2 separate regions of the Mus musculus genome follow, and region 2 is linked to region 1. The links are chromatin contacts, found by Hi-C or POLR2A ChIA-PET in ENCODE. All regions are on one chromosome and are shown on one strand. The core of a region is the stretch at or near the end of the contact, and the rest is flanking DNA. Distances in the headings are between cores, read along the strand shown. Region 1 holds the start of Rfx3 (regulatory factor X, 3 (influences HLA class II expression)). Region 2 holds the start of Cdc37l1 (cell division cycle 37-like 1).

Region 1 (6,657 bases), core at 2,255-4,754:
TCTATTTTGTGATGACAACTGGGAATATATACCAGAAGAATTAAAGAGTTAAGGCAAATGATTCAGTAGGGCTAACTATTTTTAATGTAACTGCAAATGAATAGAGGACACTTAACCAAACGCTCAACATAAAAACAGGTTAGCAAACTTCATAATTTAAAAGTTGATGTATTTCTTATTCTTGTTTCTTATAATATAGTCTCACTAAAAGGATCACTAAGTCATACTACTAGACTATTTAGGTAAAAAATTAACTCTTCCCACATATCTGATATCATTATCCATCCTTCTAAGCTTAATGTGCAACCTGAATTTTTTTGCTTTTCAATTGCTAAAAAAAAAGTGCCTCAATTAACTTGTAAGTTTTTAAAAAAGATTTCTCACTATTTCACTTATAAGCTATAAACCTGTGAGTATCTCCACAGGATACAAGATTATTTGAATATTGGATAAATAATGCAATATTTTAGACATTAGGCATAAGACTCTCACACCATGGGAGCACTGTGAAATAATGGAGAGCTACTAGGAATGCATTAATTTCTTATACACATATAAATTTACTATACCTATTCTCTATACAGTTTAATAGAATTGTGTAATAGACAATCATATATGTGAATTTTGTACACTGGATATAATTTAAAAAGACAGAGATAGGCATCATGGCATACTCTGAGCTACAAATATTCAGCTACTCAAAACATTATTTCACATGTTTAATTTCAAAGCATGATTATGTTCACAGATTTCTGTTAGTCTAAAACACTGAAAACAAAGAATGTCAATGCATAGTACAGTCCCTCCTAGGAAAAATAGCACAGAAAAAAAAAGTCGAACTAAATGGTACTTAAATTTGTATTTAATTTTAAAGATAAATTGTTATAACTCTAAGTTAATCAATCCACTAAACTATTTTATTTTAAAGCATCTCTAATATCAACTCTTAAAACACAAAGATTTGCTTTAAATGGACAGGCTACTTAACATAATGCAATGCCACATTTGCTCTCAAATTAACTTGTGAATGGAAAAAACTAAATTAAACACATGCTTGATGAGTGAAATGACTCTTAAACACTCTTGGACACGACAAATAAAATATTAATCTAAGACATTTTAATATATACAATCTACTCAGCTGAAACATATGTGAATGCCATTAAGATCTAAAACTGTCCCAAGACAGCAAAACTCCTTTTAACTTCAGACCCAGGAGCTTTACCATCGAAAAGTGTTCAGGCGTTTGACACTCATCTGAACAAAAAAGAGGAAAAGAAGAAAAAGAAAAGAAAGATGAAAAGAAAAAAGAAAATGAGAAGAAAAGAAAAAATAAAAGTTAGTATTTGAAAATTGCAAAGACAGGTTGGGAATGGATGAATAAATATAAAGAATGCTGAGAGATCCAAACAGACTTCTTTCAGAATCAAATCTCAGCTTCATTTAAAATAACAATCACACGAAAATGAATTGAAAAGTAAGGTTTTTCCCAATCCCCCAACTCTTACTTGTTTTACAAAATATTAGCCTTAATGGCATTATAATTACCCAACCTCTCCATTGACAATCTCAAGAATAATTAATACTGTCACATTATTCACAGGCTGCTCTGTCAGTTAAATCAATAAATGTTTGCTGTTGGAAAGATTATTTAAATAAGCACTTTAAAATATGAATTGGAAATTTCAATGTGCCACTATAATAGTACAATCTATTTGTTTTAGCTCACAATCATCATCAATTTTTTTCTGATAACCTATTAATTGTTATGCTGAAAATGAGCAAATTAAGGATCTGCAAAGCCAGGTTCTAATCAAGACGATACTACTTCATAACTGGTAAGTATTCAGATCTACAAGGGCAACTATTTCCTCTAAAGAAACACTTTAAAAGGAAGTTTTTTTTTTCTTCTGAACAGGTTTAAATCATTGTCCAAAGAAAACCAAAAAGTCAACAAAAAAGAATATGTTAAGTACACACATGCCTAGATCTTAACAGCCACAAAGAAAGTGAAATATACACACGTTTCAAGTTGAGAAGCTTCATACATTCTTTATGAACAACTTGACTTCAATTTCAACTCTCCAAGGGAAAGGAATAGAGATGAAGATGGGAGAAGGAAAAAAAAAAAAAAAAAAACTCTCAAAGTACCATAACTGTCACAAATAGCGTTGTGAACTGAGTTCTCACAAAGCTTCCTTATATCCTTTTCCTGTTCATCACAGACAAAGTCTAAACCACAATGAAAATTGTTAACACTCTCCTGTGGGGAGGGAGGTGCATCAAAGTGAAACAGAACCTCAGGACTACCCCTCCCATCTCCACATGAAGGATAAAGCGCTGTCAGTAGCCACTAACCAAAGTAGCACAGATGCCCTGCATCCGGTTTAAATCACAAGCACACACACACACACACACACACACACACACAAACCCGAAAAGGGGAGGGGGGAGAGAGAGAGAGGAGAGGGAGAGGAGACAGAGGAGAGACAAGAGAGGAAAGAGGAGAGAAGAGAAACAGAGAAACAGACTTAAAAAAAAAATCTCTCAAGAGCAGCAGAGGCCCCCTAGTTTCAATGTGTGTGCAAATGGGGGGAAGGGGGGAGAAGACTGCTGAATGGATATTAAGACTGTTTGCAGCACAAAGAAAAATACAGTTTTAAAAGAAAAAAAAAAAAAAAGAATCCCGTGAGGCCAGTGATGGTCAAATAAGTGCAGTCCGTTCAGCAGCAGGCACAGAGGGGCCGAAACGAAGGGAGCGGGCTTCGGGAAAAGTTCACCGAGGTACCAGGATAAAAATAACAAAACCCCCAACAAGGCCCCGCAAGTGAACAACAACCACCACAGCGCAGCACCTTTTGGGGACCCCCCCTGCTCACTGCTGTCTATTTCGATTTGGAAAGCAGCAGCCACCAGGCAGCTTTGCAAAGCAGCGAATTAAAGAAAGAGAGAGGGAGAAAGCGAGCCCCTTCTCTCCACCTGCCCCTCCTCCTGGGCGCCCGCGGACCTGGGGGGGACGCTCCAACACCCGCGACGGACAGCGGCGGCTTCCTAGCCCGCTCGCCCCGCAGCCCCGGCTCCCGCTCCATCCCCGAGCGCCGAGGCCGGGCGGGCAGGCGCGCGGCGCCCACACCCCCGAGCCCGCCGCGCGCGGGTCCATTGTAAACAAGCCCCCGGGACCGAGCCCCTCAAGCGGCCGCAGCCGGTGTCAGGAGGGAGACCCCGCACAGCCACGCTCGCTCGCACACACGAACACACGCACGGACACACACGCTCCCACACACATGTAGAGAGACCGAAGAATATTCACCTTGGCTGTGGATTATTGTGGTGTTGTTGGTGGGTGATGGAGATGGTGGTGGTGGGGAGGAGGAGGAGGAGGAAGAGGAGGAGGAGGAGGAGAGGAGTAGTTGTTGTTGATGGGTAACAGTCGCCAGGACTACGGTGACTATGGCGCTTGATTCACAAGGCAACGGTTGCTATAACTCACAAAAGAGAGAGAGAGGGAGAGAGAGAGGGAGCGAGGGAGAGGGAGACACTCGCGCGGGGAGGGGCGGGGGGGAGGGAGGAGGGGAGAGGGCGGGCCCGAGAGCGCCGGAAGAAGCGGCTTCGGCGCCGTGACTGACAGCTCGGAGCCCGGGCGGGGGGCTGCGGTCGGGATTCCGACGTCGGTTTTTCCCCCGAGGTGCGCTTTAAGACTTGGCGGGCCCGGGGTCAGGGCGAGTCTGCCTGGAGGAACGGGACGGAGGACGCCGGGGAAAGCTGAGGGTCTGGAGGCGAGGGCTACTTTCCGTCAAAGGAGCCCCGCCTGCCTCTGCCGCCAGCTCTGTGCCCAGCCGCCCCGCAGCCGCGAGAGGAAAAGCGCGAAGCCAGGGGAGGGGGAGTGACGACGGAGCCAACACTGTGTGAGACGCGCGCTACCGCGGAGGCAGACCCCACTTTGAAGAGCGGGCTCCACCCCGGGGCGTACGTCATTTCCTGGGCGGCCCCAGCTAATATCCCGGATGTGCTGCGCTCCTCCCCTCTCTCTCCTCTCTTCCCCCCGCCCCGCTCAGGTTTTTTTTTTTTTTTTTTTTTTTTCTCCCCTCCCTCTCCGTGGTCGCCAGTGTGGTGTTTCCCGGTCGGTCGTTTATGCCTCGCGGGTGATCCCTTTCCCAGACTCTCTGCGGCCGGCGCGGGCCTCCAGGGTCTCGGCTTTGCCCTCCCCTCCATCGAATTCCGCTTTCTCGCGCCTCCCGAGGCCGCGGGGTCCTGAGGAGCGCGGGCGGCGGGGTGTGAGCGGTGCTCCCGCCGCCATCTTAGGGAGCGAGAGCCTGGGCGCGCGAACGGTGACCCATCTCGCTCGGCGCGGCCGCTACCTCCCTGCGGAACCGAGACGCCAAGTTAGCACCCTGCAGGACCGGGAGGAAGTGCCAAGGGGAAGGGAATTCGAGCTTTCCGAGGATGAGGGTCCCTACAGGGGTGGGTTAGACCTTTCAGAGTAGCCCTCGGTAGGTCCTTAAGGGGCTCTACCCTTTCAGAGTTGACGGGATGGATCCCAGCTAGACCAATCGCCCTATTAGCTGGCATCGGTTTCTTAACAGCCTGGGGGTAGCTTGTTCTTGAGCTGTGTTGGACACGGGAACGGCTTCTGTCCATGGAGAACATTATTAGCACACAACCTGGCACCTCAAACTCGAGTTGATAAGGCACAGCTTCTGAAACCTCATGGTTCAAGCATATTCGTCCAATTCTCCTCATACTGGAGTCCAGCAGGCACGTGCCCCCAGGCCCGCCAATACCCAAAATCTCCCAACATTTGCAGCTAAGCAGCTTATCCAAGACAATAACATACTGGAAGTAGAGCCTTAAGAAGTCAGTTCTCCTCTTGAGGCTTAATTTTTGCACCGGCACATGAGGGATTTGGGCCAGCATGAGTTCCCTGTTAAAATAAGGCTGAGCTCTCTTTCTGTGCCCCAGACCTTGTGCTAAGTGTTTTACATACATTATCTCATTTAATCCTGACACCTGTTCTATTGGATACATAATATTCTCATTTTAGGGAAAACAAGCCGTCATTTTATCTTGCCTCTCTGTGCCATGAAATGCTAGGTAAAAGACATTTTAGAAACCAACTATTAGAACAATAGATTTAGCAGTAATACTGTAAGCTTTGATAATTTCATAGTTATAATGAGTTCTATTCTTGGTTATAAGTTATAATATAGTAGTTAATAAGAGAAAGAGAAAAAAAAAAAAAAAAAAACAAGCCAAGGACTAAAGTTAAAACAGGTCGTGGTGATAGCCAAAAATGACACCGTGGTACCCAACAGCAGTTAAAACTCTTCACGATTGGAATAGTCCTTTTGCAACGTTTACAGATCAAGTCCTCAGGAAAACGTTTGGGACTGCTGACTGGCACCTCAAGGCTCTGAAGAGCTTTGCTGGCGCAGCCCTATTGTCTGTTAGGTTCCCCATCTCCCCACTGTCAGCTGTTGCTCCTTACCGCTGTCAGTGAGCACCATTCTATTATTCCCCCCACCCTTTTAATTTACTGCTTTTAATCTGCACGAAAGGAAACCACATAATGAAGCTTGGGCAAAACTGTCTCAAGGGTATAAATAGATACTTTGAGGCAGTGTCCTTTAGGAAGAGTGTGACCTTTGCGCTTAGAACATTGTAACGTCAGTTTCAAGCAATTTAGAGACTTCTTTATTCCTAGCTTCTGGTACCATCTTTTTATACTCTCAGGATGCATACTTTTATTTGCATGAATTCTTACTAAGTCAGGATATTCTCCCTTTTATGACAATTGGAGGTATGTCTTTTAGTTCTAGTAAGGTTAATATATAAATTTCAGTGTTGCCATTATACTAATTCAAAACACCAAGCTACAATGCAAGCAATAGAATGCAAAGCATGATAGATTATATATGCATACATATATCAAATCCTTTTGCTACTCAGTAGTTCTGACAGGAACTCTTTTCAGCTCATTTTTACAGCTGTGTGGTTGTATCTTCATATGTATCATACAGGTAGATCAGAAATAACTTTTTAGGGAGCCTTAGGAAACACGCAGCATGGTCTTAACAGCTATTGCTTTTTACAATGAAAAATATAATCGTCATTCAAAAAGGTATTTTACATTCCTTGACAATGCAATAAATTGTCAATGCAACAGCTTTTTGCTGTATTCCAGAAATGATGCAGACATAGTTATCTGTACAATGCTCAGTTGTTCTGTGAATTTTAGTTGTTTCCTTTAAACTTTGTTTCCACTGTAAGGTTGTAGTGATTGTGAGAGGCATAGATGAACACATTTGTGTCTAAACCACTTGAAGAAAAGAAGCCCTGATTACCTATGTATATACTGTACAAATTGCTATAGCATATTATTAAGGGTAAATTTTCAACATCATCGATTAGGATATTTCCTCCTATGGACACCTACCACATATTCAAGAACTAATGAAGAATTCCAACGTCATGCGTAAAAGAAAGCAAAATATGTATGCAAAGATAAAATACTGACATCCCATGACATTGCTTCAAAAAAAAAAAGTGGAGTTTTGAAAACGTATGCTATAGCTTACAAAGCAGAAATTGCCCTGCTTTAAAATCTTCCATTAGACTACATGTTTTCTTCAGTTGAGACACACAACAGAATCTTATTCT
Region 2 (6,657 bases), core at 1,773-4,272, 980 kb after region 1:
GCCGATTTCCAGACAACACAGTCTGGAGTTGCTCCAAAGAACCTTTCTAAGCAGGTCCACTTCCCCCATATCCTTTCTTTTCCACTACCTCTGGAGGGTGGTGGGCTTTACATAGGAAGTGAAAGCATTGGAGAACCATCATTGAAAATAGGATTTGAAAAAATTAAGTTTTCAGCCAGGCACCACTCAAAGCACTTTGTGGTTTCAAATAAAGAGGGGGAAATAAACTGTTTTCATTTTCTCTGACCTCTTACACTTTCCCCTTGACATTTAATGCCTGACCGCAACAAGGGTTGCGTGAAAAGCTTTTCAACTTTTATTTCTGATTATAAAGTTATACACTTGTAGGAAAGTCTTCTACCAACTGTAATATTCCTCCTTTTACATTTACTTAATAATTTATATCCATAAAGACACAGAAGGTGGGAGCTGTGGTAAAAATCTGCTAACTCATCAATGTAACTTTACTTTCTTAACAAAAATCTCTATTTGCAAGCCTGATCTTACAACTCACCTGCTAGCTCTTTAGAAATCTCTTTCTATCGGTGTCATTTTACTGAGCTCATCTTCCTGTCTCTTGAGCTCCTCCAAATGCAAGAGGGCTCCTTAGCTCTCTTTCCTAGAATACTGTTTTACCTGCATCCTCTCCGTTGCTTCTCTGTGGTTTCCAAGTCCAAAAAGAGAATCCCTATCTCTTACCCAGAGCTTCTTTCAGCAAGGCTCTTCCAAGCCATGAGAGAGAGCTCTCAAAGGTCCAATTGCTATAAAAGAAGTCTCTAGCTCCTCCCCTATAACTTGGCAGGCTGAACCATGTCACCATCATGGTGGGGGCTCCAAGCCAAGTGAGTAGGGGCTGAACCACTCCACCTTTATGATGGGGCAGCTCAAGGTCACCCAGCCCACTTCACCTCAGGTCATAGAGCAGATTGGGTCACAGAGCAAAGACCACTAGACCTCTCCCAAGCAACTTGCCTTACAGTAGGCAAAAACTTTTTATTCCTTAGCATGCTTATCTATTGAGACTTCTAGCGGCACATCAAACTGTATCTAATTAGGACACACCCATCAGCATCTGATAAACAGTATCTATAACAATATGGGTGTTCTATAAACAATGATCAAATATCCTGTAACAATCAGCACAATACGGGAAGGCTAAATAGAAATTAAGACCTTTAGAATTTTCCATTCCTGGCCTTAGCCACCAAAGTGATTATTACACTTCTTCTATCTCTTCCAAGATTTTTGTGAAAGTATCTTTTATTCTCCTGAATAATTGTCATCTCTGAGGCTTACTGCCATCTGTTAACCCAAACCTAGTCCTGGAAGCTTCTAGCCTCCACACAATCTAATCTAAGATGAGAATGTTTTCAGCCTCTGAGACTTGCTGCTGAGAAAGCTCACTCTTTCTAGTTCTTTCTGAGCAGTGGCTGGCTGGTTCAGGTCAGTTGTTCTGGCTCAAACACTTCTTCAAGCTAACTGACTCAATTTGACTTCTCTTTCAACCTCTGACTCTTTTGCTCTGCTGGGCCTCTAACTCTGGCAATATGCTCTAATTTTCTAGCTTGCTCTTTCTCTGCCCTGCTCCTTAAAACAAACAAACAAAAACAAAGCAAAACAAAACAAATAAACCATAACTTCTCACTTTACATAATCTAATTCTGTAATTTGGTTTCTTTAACCCAGTGAGTGCCCCTTCTGTGTAGCCCAGGTTGGTGGTGAACTTGAGAATCCTCATGTCTCAGCCTTTCCCAGGATTACAGACTTGTTCATTTCAGAGATATTTCCACATCAGCACGCTGAGATCTACTCTTCCATTGCTTCTACTTACTTATTTTTAGCTTTCTTTTACCACCCCAAAACTGTCTTTGTATTAGATTCCGCTGTAAAAATACTGTTGGGTATTTTCCTGATCATGAAAGAGCTGAACTGAAGCACATAGGCTTTTCATGTCATCCCTCTTCCTTAAATGTTACACAGCATGCTTAACAGCATTTTTCTCATCTATCGCTCGACCATTAGGATTAACGAGCCTTTAGCGTTTGCCAGTCAGGGCTAAGGCAGATGACTCAGTAGGTAAAAATGGTAGCTGAGCAAGCATGAGGACGGTAGTTCAAATACCCAACAAACCTGCACCTCTAATCCTAGCTCTAAATGGGCTGAGACAGAAGGCTTGGTGTCAGTTCTCTGAGCTCAGCGAGAAGAAACCTTGTCTCAAGGGAATGCTGTGAAAAATAACAGAGCAGGAGAACTGATGTGGTCCTCTGGCCTACCCTTGTGAACCTCACGCCCCCACACACCCCTACCTACAGTTTGCCAATCAATCAAAGCTTGAAAGACTGATAGTCTGTCGTCTTATCTGATTGCGAATAGACAACAAGCTAAATTGTTAAACGTGCGGGTTGTGAAGTTAGACTTTCCTAGTTCCTAGGTGTCTGTTTCCCTCTCCCTGGTCCTAGAAACTAAAATCAGGGCCTTGCCTGTGTTAGTTAAATGAGCACTCTACTGCCAGGGTACATTCCCAATCTTTGAGTTTTTCGCTTAAAATGTGTTCTCGGGCTATGGTGGGTCATTTTGTCTCAAAAAGAAAAGGGACAGTGAGTACTCGGATCTTCACGATTCTAAAAAGACACGAGGAACGGAAAGCCCTCTGATACGTCTACTACTTGTCTCAATTCTTTACAAATGTGCTTGCCCCAGTATTTTATTTTTAGTGTCCTCCTCCGCTGTAGCAGGGTTTGGAGAACAGTCTTGTCGCGGGTAATTTGAAGTTAAAGGAAAGTTGGCTGTGCTTTCTAAATCGGTCCCCCTCGACTCCGACTTAGATTGCTCTACACGAAGGAGCTTTTGAAATAGAAGAGGGACAAGTCAGAACACCCTTTGAACGCCCGGATCCGAACCTGCAGAAACCCTAGTTAGCTTTCCCGGACTTAAACTCCAGACTTTGCTTCTTCGTCCAGACGTGGCCACGCCCGGTCACGCCCCCGGAAATGACGTCCCGGCCGGCTACTTCTTCTTCCGCAGTCCGCCGGCGGCACAGTCCAGGCCTGCTCCGGGGGTGCATCGGCTTCGCCAGGGGCAGAGGGATTCTGGGTAACGACCGTGGCCGGCCGGGCGGCTGGCTCCGCCCAGCAGGTTCCACTCACGCCAGGGCCGTTGGCGCTGGCGGTTGCCGGGCCCGGACCAGTGGGACATGGAGCAGCCGTGGCCGCCACCGGGCCCCTGGAGCTTCCCGAGGACTGGCGGGGAAACCGAGGAGGAGAGTGACTTAGACGTGTCCCCCTCTTCGTCCCACTACTCTCCGGTACCGGACGGCGGCGCCCAGGTGAGAGCGGCCTGCGTTCTGCCGGGGGCGGGGGATGGGAAATGTCTGCGGGCATCGCGGGGGAGCCTGATGCCAAGCCACAGCTCTGGCAGCATCTTCCGCGAGAAAAGGAGGCGATCACGCGCGCATTCCCGACCTCCACGTCCACGCACACTTGTCCCTGCACCGGGGCTGGTTGCCCCTCACCTTTGCGAGAGGTTCCTCCTCCCCCTCTCTGCTGCTGTCTGCGTGGAGCTTTGGGGGCCGCTCAAGTGTATAACATTGACCCTTTGTCCTCTGGTGCGTGCTTTCATCCGAGCCTTTATTACGAGCTCCAGCTACTTTGTGCACAGTTGATAGGAACAGAGAGTGATTGTACTTCTAAAATAGTACACCGAGTCCTGACATAAACATCTCACGTGCTCTTTGCCGCGCTGACATCTCAGCAAATTCTGTAAGCCTTGCCTTTGACGCTGGCACACACCTCCGTTTCTATCATTGGTCCTTTACTGTATTCATAGTTTGATTCCGCGTCAGCCTCCGGTGAAAACATACAGCCACCGAATTGGCTTTCAGGCTTCTTCCCGAAGTTTCTGATACTACATGTGTTTTTCAACCCAGCTTTCTTGCCTCGGAAACTGTCAAGTGTTATATGCCAGTTATGGCTTTTATAGGGGTGCTGTGCTATGCTGCGAACATCACCTTCTCCCGACTTTTCACCTGGGTGTGTTTTGAACCAGATTTCAAAAGCATAGACTGAACACTAATCTTTTCAATGAAATTGATTGTAGGTGTCTGATTTCCAGGCGTTTTTGCAAAAATGTGGTCCAATATTATAATAGCTTTTCTTAAAGATGACTGGTTTAAATTGTCTGCCCGCAAGTCAGTCAGCTGAGTTGATTGGGCTCACCCACAGTATGCTGTTTCATAACCACAGACTATGGTCAGCCAACTAGTCATAGGGAAAGTAAGGCAAAATGAGAATTGATGGGTCAGTAGTCACCTAGTTACGGATCACTAGTATCATCTGTGTATACTTAGTATTGCAGAGGGAGAAAACGAAAAGTTGCTGGTGTCAATTTGGACAGGCAAGGGGAAACTGCCTCAATTTCAGTGCACTGTGGTTGACTCGAAGAAGTAATCCAAGAAACCCAACATTTTAAAACGATTTTACCTGTGCATTTGTTTAGGTGATGGGGTTTAAGAAGGCTTCTATTGCCTTCACTAAAGGAGATCTCCCAGGGTCATTTAGTTAGACAGTGCAGGGTCCCCACTAGAACTCATGACTCCCAGTCCGGTGTTCTTTTCAGGACGCTTCTGCACTGCCTATCCAGAGAAATACTATAGCATTTTATTTGGATGAGAAGGCTTTTAAATGGTGATAAAATTTACACAGTCATTACTTCTAAGAACATATAATTATTACAAGCCTACTTGTATGTTTTGCTAGCTTTAGGACTTAAATTGGGGGGGACATTAGAATATTTAAAAAAAAATAAAATGTTTAATCAATCAACAGGATTTTAAAAATTCATCTTAAATTACTGGCTTAATTTTTACCAAATATGAGAGACAGAGAGCTATCTCAATATAACATGATGTGTGAAAAGGCAAGCCAGAATTTGAGGACTTCAAAAAAGATGGTTGTATTTTTTTAAAGATTTATTTTATTTATATGAGTACACTGTAGCTGTCTTCAGACAGACCAGTAGAGGGCTTCAGATCTCATTACAGATGGTTGTGAGCCACCATGTGGTTGCTGGGAATTCAACTCAGGACCTCTGGAAGAGCAGTCAGTGTTCTTAACTGCTGAGCCATCTCTCCAGCCCGCTTGTATCTTTTTTTAAATTAAATTTTCATACAATATATTTGCATCTTGTTTTCCACTCTCCCAACTCCTCCCAGATCCTCCCCAAATCTCCTCATCTCACATTATGTTCTCCCTCTCTTAAAACAAACTACCCAAATGAAATCAAAATAAACAAGCAAAAGACTAGTAAGACTAAATAAATACAATTTTAGAATAATTAAAAAGGCTAAAATGGAGCAAAAAGTCCACAAAAACACCACAGAGTTCATTCTGTGTTGGCTAGCTACTGCTCAGCATGGCACTGCCCGCCCTGGAATGGGGGCGATGGAACTCAGTGATTTCCCCTTTCTAGCAGGTACCAACTGCACACTGCTTCTTGGTTAGGAGTGGGCCTGTGCCCACTTAGCCCTCTCAGTGCTGGGATCCAGTGTGGCTGCTGTTTGAGAGCTTTTGATGTGAAGCTGCTCCAGTAGACTTGAACCATCATAGTTTCTTTGCGGAGTTTTTGTTTACTAAAATTATGGCCTTTTAAACTTTTATATGATCACAGAATAAAATAAGACTTGATATGGGCTCAGAATGCAGCTCTGTGGAGAATGCGTGCCTAACATGGGTTCACGTCCCTGGGTTGCTTCTTTTTCTTAAAGACCCAATAGTATACTTAGTCATCTCTGTCCATGTTGGACTGTATGACCAAATGGTATGATAGTCTATGGGGAATAATTTAAATATACATAATTTTGGTAGTTGGCTTGATTTGAGAAATATTTGCTTTTGTATAATTAGGGCAAGATCCTGCACCCCACTTCTAATAATTGCCTTTATTGGTATAACTTTGTTTTTTACAAATTGTTTTACAGCTTCATTTTTCTCCTTTTACTGGCTTTCTCCCCATTTCCCCCACCCCCCTTGACATAAAAGTTTCTCTGTGTAGCCCAGCTATCCACTCTGTAGATGAAGCTGACCTTGAACTGACAGAGATCTGCCTGCCTCTGCATCCCAAGTGCCGGAATTAAAGGTGTGCAACAGCATTGATAATTTTTCTTTTAATTTAATTATTTTATGTATATGAGAATTTTGCTTGTGTGCATGTGTGTGCATCCCATGCATTCCTGACACCTGCCAAGGTCAAAAGAGGTCGTTGGATGTCCTGGAGTTGCAGACAATTGTGAGTCACCATATAGGTGCTGGAGATGGAGCCCAGGTCCTCCTCAGGAGTAACAAATGAGCTCAACCACTGAGCCAGCTCTCCAACATCTTCATTTTCTAGTGTATCAAGAAGTAAAAATAAATGTTTTACTTGTCGTTTAGAGACATGGCAGTATATGGGCTTGAAACCCAAATAACTACTAAATAAGGAAACAGGAGAGCAATGTCCACAGACAGCCAGTAGAAATCTCAAATGTGCTAGAAAACTCAGGTTTACTCCCTGTGCCAGAACAGTTTGTTACTAAATTCTAACTCCTTACAAAGCTTGGAATCAGGGAAAATAAGTATATATTAATGTTAAAAACAGCAGTATAGCAATGTGTATACCTTGGGT

What was found. A loop is a pair of places that touch in the nucleus more often than their neighbours do. ChIA-PET counts read pairs that join two places held with the same protein, here RNA polymerase II (POLR2A).
Region 2: a map of gastrocnemius shows a loop between it and region 1 (9-fold over the local background). The contact joins the promoter of Cdc37l1 here to the promoter of Rfx3 in region 1. A Hi-C loop is called at or near these places in 1 of 37 maps with a recorded cell type or tissue (gastrocnemius). POLR2A ChIA-PET finds 5 or more read pairs at or near these places in 1 of 5 experiments (embryonic stem cell).

What each region holds. Positions count from the first base shown.
Region 1 is chr19:28,007,662-28,014,318 of GRCm38, forward strand. It overlaps Rfx3 (regulatory factor X, 3 (influences HLA class II expression)), which reads right to left and starts at 3,505. Exons shown (of 17, transcript NM_011265.3): 1 at 3,311-3,505.
Region 2 is chr19:28,987,345-28,994,001 of GRCm38, forward strand. Cdc37l1 (cell division cycle 37-like 1) reads left to right here and starts at 3,023. Exons shown (of 7, transcript NM_025950.4): 1 at 3,023-3,325. The coding sequence starts at 3,194.